Linked DNA regions of Homo sapiens: region 2 is linked to region 1. Evidence: chromatin contacts called from ENCODE Hi-C or POLR2A ChIA-PET data. All regions are on one chromosome and are shown on one strand. The core of a region is the stretch at or near the end of the contact, and the rest is flanking DNA. Distances in the headings are between cores, read along the strand shown.

The links. A loop is a pair of places that touch in the nucleus more often than their neighbours do. ChIA-PET counts read pairs that join two places held with the same protein, here RNA polymerase II (POLR2A). Pooled maps may share reads with other maps.
Region 2: a loop to region 1 is called in a map with no recorded cell type, with 2.2 times the contacts of the local background. The contact joins two enhancer-like sites. A Hi-C loop is called at or near these places in 1 of 37 single-sample maps with no recorded cell type and 1 of 50 pooled maps. POLR2A ChIA-PET finds 5 or more read pairs at or near these places in 1 of 52 experiments (T-cell).

What each region holds. Positions count from the first base shown.
Region 1 is chr6:4,878,473-4,881,172 of GRCh38, reverse strand. The region is part of intron 1 of CDYL (chromodomain Y like); the gene reads right to left. Among named protein-coding and RNA genes, the nearest start is that of CDYL, 100 kb to the right of the region's middle. Within about 2 kb of position 1,362, at least 3 of the 41 ENCODE cell types and tissues checked have a DNase peak (open chromatin) inside an H3K27ac peak, as active enhancers do.
Region 2 is chr6:5,333,845-5,336,544 of GRCh38, reverse strand. The region is part of intron 1 of FARS2 (phenylalanyl-tRNA synthetase 2, mitochondrial); the gene reads right to left. Among named protein-coding and RNA genes, the nearest start is that of FARS2, 74 kb to the right of the region's middle. Within about 2 kb of position 1,449, at least 2 of the 41 ENCODE cell types and tissues checked have a DNase peak (open chromatin) inside an H3K27ac peak, as active enhancers do.

The DNA of each region.
Region 1 (2,700 bases), core at 113-2,612:
TCAACAATTATACTAAATGTAAGTGGACTGAGTGCTCCACTTAAAGGGCAGAAATCATCAAAATGGATTAAAAACACACACACACAGAACCCAAGTACATGCTATCTACAAATGATGCCACATAAAGACACAGATAAGTCAGAAATAAAAGAATGGTAAAAGAAAATGCTATGTAAATAATAATTTAAAAGATGGTGTTTCAAGAGAATGAGAAGACAAACCACAAACTGCAAGAAAATATTTGCAAAGGACTTATCTGACAAACGGCTGTTATCCAAAACAAAGGTATCTTAAAACTTAACAAGTGAAACTGATTTAAAAATGGGCAAAAGACATCTCCCCAAAGATGACATACTGATGGCAAATAAACATGAAAAGATGTGCCACAGAATATGTCACTAGGGAAATGCAATTAATACAACACTGAGATACCACTACACATCTATTGGAATGTCCAAAATCCAGAACATGACAGCAAATGCTGGTGAGGATGTGGAGCAATAGAAAGGCCCACTCCCTGTTGGATGGAAAGCAAATGGCACAGCCACTTCGGACAACAGTTTGGCAGTTTCTTACAAACTGAAACATACTCTTACCATATGATTCAGCAATCACGATCCCTAGTATTTACCCAAGAAAGATGAATGAAAACTTATAAAAACTTTCCAAACAAATATTTATATAGTAGCATTACTCATAATAGCCAAAACTTGTGAAGCCATCAAAATGTCGTTCAGTAGGTAAATGGATAGGTAAGTATATTGTGGTACACCCAGACAATAAAATACTATTCTGCACCAAAAAGAAATGAACTATCAAGCCACAAAAGGACACAGAGGAACCTTAAACATATTATTGCTAGGTAAAAGACGCCCATCTGAAAAGGCTACATACTATATGACTTAAACTATACAACATATTGTAAAAGGCAAAACTGTGGAGACAGTACAAAGCTCACTGGTTGCTAAGAGAGGGTAGGAGGAAACATAAAGGCAGAGCACAAAGGATTTCTAGGGCAGTGAGACTACTCTGCATGATACTAGATCCATGTTGTTATACATTTGTCTAACCCATAGAATGCATAACACCAAGAGTGAACCCTGATGTAAACTAAGGACTTGGGGTGATGACGTGTCAATGTAGATGCATCAAGTGTAACAGCTGTATCACTCTGGTGGGGAATGCTGATAATGAGGGAGGCTGTATGTGTGTAGGGGCGTGCGAGAGGGTATAGGGAAATCTCTATTTTTTCAGCCCAATTTTGCTGAGAATTTGAAACTACTCTTTAAAAAAATAGTCTATTAAAACCACAAGGCCAGGTGCAGTGGCTCATGCCTGTAATCCCAGTACTTTCGGAGGCCGAGGCGGGCAGATCATCTGAGGTCAGGAGTCCAAGACTAGCCTGGCCAACATGGTGAAACCCCACCTCTACTAAAAATACAAAAAATTAGCTGGGCATGATGGTGGGCTCCTGTAATCCCAGCTACCTGGGAGGCTGAGGCAGGGGAATTGCTTGAACCCGGGAGGCAGAGGTTGCAATGAGCCAAGATTGTGCCACTGCACTCCAGCCTGGGCAACAAGAGCGAAACTCTGTCTCAAAAAAAAAAAAAAAAAAAAAAACCCCACAAAAAAGAAATGGAAATATTATAACTACTCTTAGATATCAGGAGACTCTCATGAAACTAAATTTATTTTTTCTTAATGCTGGTGTTTACCGAAGTAAACTTCAAGAAAGCATTACAAGACATAAATAGGGACATTTCTTTATTATAAGGTCAATTTATTAAGATGCTATAACAACCCTAAACGTGTATTCACTTAATACAACAGCTTCAAAATATATGAAAGAAAACTGACAGAACTTAAGGGAGAAAGTAATCCACAAACTCAGTTGAAAATTTTAACATCCCTCTTTTAGTAACTGATAGATATATAATTCACTAAAGACTTCAACAGCACTCTTAATCACATTAAACTAAGTGATATTTACAAAATGTTATATCCAACTGTCGAATGTATCTTTAAATCACTTGAAATATTCACAATGATAGACCACTTGGTAAGCCATAAAATAAGTCTCAATAAAAATTTTAAAAGAGTGAATGGAATATCTTACAGGTTATGTTCTCTGACTGCAGGGGAGTTAGACACCAATAACAATATCATATCTAGAAATAAATAAGCAATTAGTAAATTTTTCTAAATAAACCATGAGTCAAAGAAGAAATCACACAAAAAATGTTAGAAAATACTGTGGGATCCAGCTAAAGCAATGTTCACAGGGAAATGGTGCCTTTAAATGTTCACCTTAGAAAAAAATAATTATCTAAATTTCTACTTGAAAAAAACAGAAAAATAAACTGCACCCAAACTAGTAGAAATAAGGAAATAATTAGGAACAGAAATAAATTAGAACAGCAATACAAATAACAATTAAAAAGCCAAAAGATGCTTCTTTGGAATATTATTTAAATTGATATAGCCCTAAGTCAAAACAGTCTGGAAATAAAACACACACTACCAATATCGAAATATAAGAGAATAACACTACAGATCCTACAGACATTAAAATAACAAAATATTATGAAAAACATTATACCAATAAATTCATCATCGTAAAAGTAGACATGTTCCTTGATAAATACAACTTGCCAAAACTGACACCAAGATGAAACAGAAGTATGAATATATACATATATG
Region 2 (2,700 bases), core at 200-2,699, 460 kb before region 1:
TATAAACACCTACTATGTACCCATAATTTTTAAAATTAAAAATTAAAAATAAATTTTAAAAAATCTGGACTTTTGAAAATAGGTTATCTGACCATAGGTTTATGAGATCCACATATGTAAAGAAAAGTCTTTGGTTTTAGAAACACTTTGAAAAGACTCATAGCTTCTAGTTTATATGGGTATAAAATAAAGTCACCGAGACTTTTAAAATCCATCAGACTGCCATGTCTCTGTTCTTCCAGAAAAAAAGGCTGTCTTATTTTATAACCCTGAAGTGATATATTTAGAACTAAGGTTTTTTTTTTCTCCTTTCTGTTTTTACCAAAAGCCAATCTTACCTTTCAGTTTATTTGTCAGATACTTTTAGTATCTGAAAAATAAAAATAAAACACAATAGGAAAAAATCCAGCTGAGAATTAATGGTTCCACTAGATTTATACCTCTGCAAATTTTCCTATTAAGTCTTAAGAGAGCTCTGTGCTGAAGAAACAGGTCCACTGCTCCTCTGAGTCTGCACTAGAAAGACAGTGGGCAAGTGGGGAGGCACCTCAGATTCAGCACAGGCTTAACAATAAAATCTATTCCTCTCTCTTCCCCTCTATACAAAGCAAAATATCCAACTCAGACGTACAAAAAGAACGGAATTAAAAGCACAGGTATCACTATCTACTACACATATCGTCCTGCTACTTGACAATATGACTAAATTAAAATGAGGCCTATGTTTACATATCAAATGTTAATAATTTTTCACTTTCCAATTGGCTAAATGTTTTATACCTTTTGATTACTGGTCACACAATTTCTCCAAAAACTTAAATCTCCAGTAATAGTGAAAAACTCATTTATGACACTCTTACACACTGAATCATCCAATAAAACTTGATTTCACCAAACAGCAGTGATAAAGTATTACAGAAAACTGATTTACATTACAACTAATTGCTAATTGCTCAATAACATGTTAATATTCACCTAAGAATATTTGTTCCCAAAAAAAGAGCTTGAAACAGTTTCTATCTGAATGATAAGTCTAACTAATCAATTCTACATTTCAATATTGGTAAAAAAACAAATAACATCAATATGTAAGTGCAAGATACCAAGATGAAAAAGAGTCCATCAATATAGTAAGCTTTCAATACTGAAGAAGAAACATCAATATAAAGCGCCTGTACAGTTAACTCTGGGTCCCTCCCTGGCACTTAATTCATTTCTTATTCTCATTTCCCTCTCTGTTTGTTCCTCTTTCAGGCCTGGGCTGCTAAACAGATCACAAAGAATCAGATGGGAGCAGAATTGAAACGGATATGGGCTTTGTAAATACAAGAGTCACTTAAAGCAATGAAAATCCTGAAGTGAGAATACTGATTGGGAAGTAAAAATTCAGACAACACCTTTCTAGAGTACAGTCATACGCTGTCAGGGAACTAATGCTTTCACAGGTCAAATGTCAAGAGATGGTGACACACCTTAGAAGCCAAATTCAGTTTCATCAACTTAAAAGAAACCATCAAACCATCATAGAAACCATCAAAATATCAGATCCCAACCTTAATTTATGGATAGAAAGCTTTGCTTCTCAAAACAGGGCTTGCCTACACATGGAGCTGGGAAGCAGTTGTTCTACACTGCCCCAAGATAAACATGGCTGATATGCCAAGACTACACATTTTGACAGAATAATATTTTTATTCCTGGAGAGATAATATTTTTGGATTGTTTTCCTGATATTAAGTGATTTATAATTATTTTATGTTAAAGACAAATGGGGAAATATTACAGAGGAGAATAAAATCATAATTTTTAAACTAAATCCCCAAAACTATTACATATTTCACAATTTACATCATCATCTTGTATGTATAAGTATACATGCCCATCTTCCACCACACTTGATTTTCAAACAAACATTAGCAAACTGCTGTGCACCTCTTCTTGTCTGGTAAGAATTAATACTCATGACCTTCCACAGCAGTACAGTAGTGCATAGCGATCTACCTCATTCTTTTCAATGGTGCCAAGTATTCCATCATACAAAAGCCCATGTTTACTTAGCTGTTTCCTTACTGATGAACATTTGTTTCCAATATTTTGCTAAAATCAGTAACTCTATAAAGGAAATACTTATGTCTTTTCATACAGAAGCAAGCATTTTTAGAATAAATTTCTGAAAGCTGAATTGCTAGTCAAATGGTTTGTGCGTTTTACATTTTAACAGATAGGGCCAAATGGATCTCCTAAGAGGGAGTGCGCCAGTTAGGACTCCCATCAACAATGTACGAGTGCCATACTCCCTGCACCCTTTGTACCACTGTGATTAAACTATTTTACCGCTACACTGCCAAGTAGTTTTACTACAATAGTTGCTGTACACTAAGTGATAATGCGAGAGGACTTTTAAAAAAAGTCCTACTTTCCAAAATACTGTTGTTTAAATCATCATCATCCCTGACCACAAACATTTTAAATGTATGAAGCCAGAGGGCCACCATATTCATAGGGAAACATAAATACATTTCCAAAAGAGCATATGATTAACAAGAGGACAGGCATCAAGTCCCTTGGAGGTTTAGGAGGAAGAACAGCACATGTAGAGGATGCCAGAGGAGGCATTCCTGGAAGAGGTTGAGGTTCCAACTGGATATTTAATGATGAGTCACACTGGGAGAGCCTGAAGCAAACAGGGATGATGCAGTA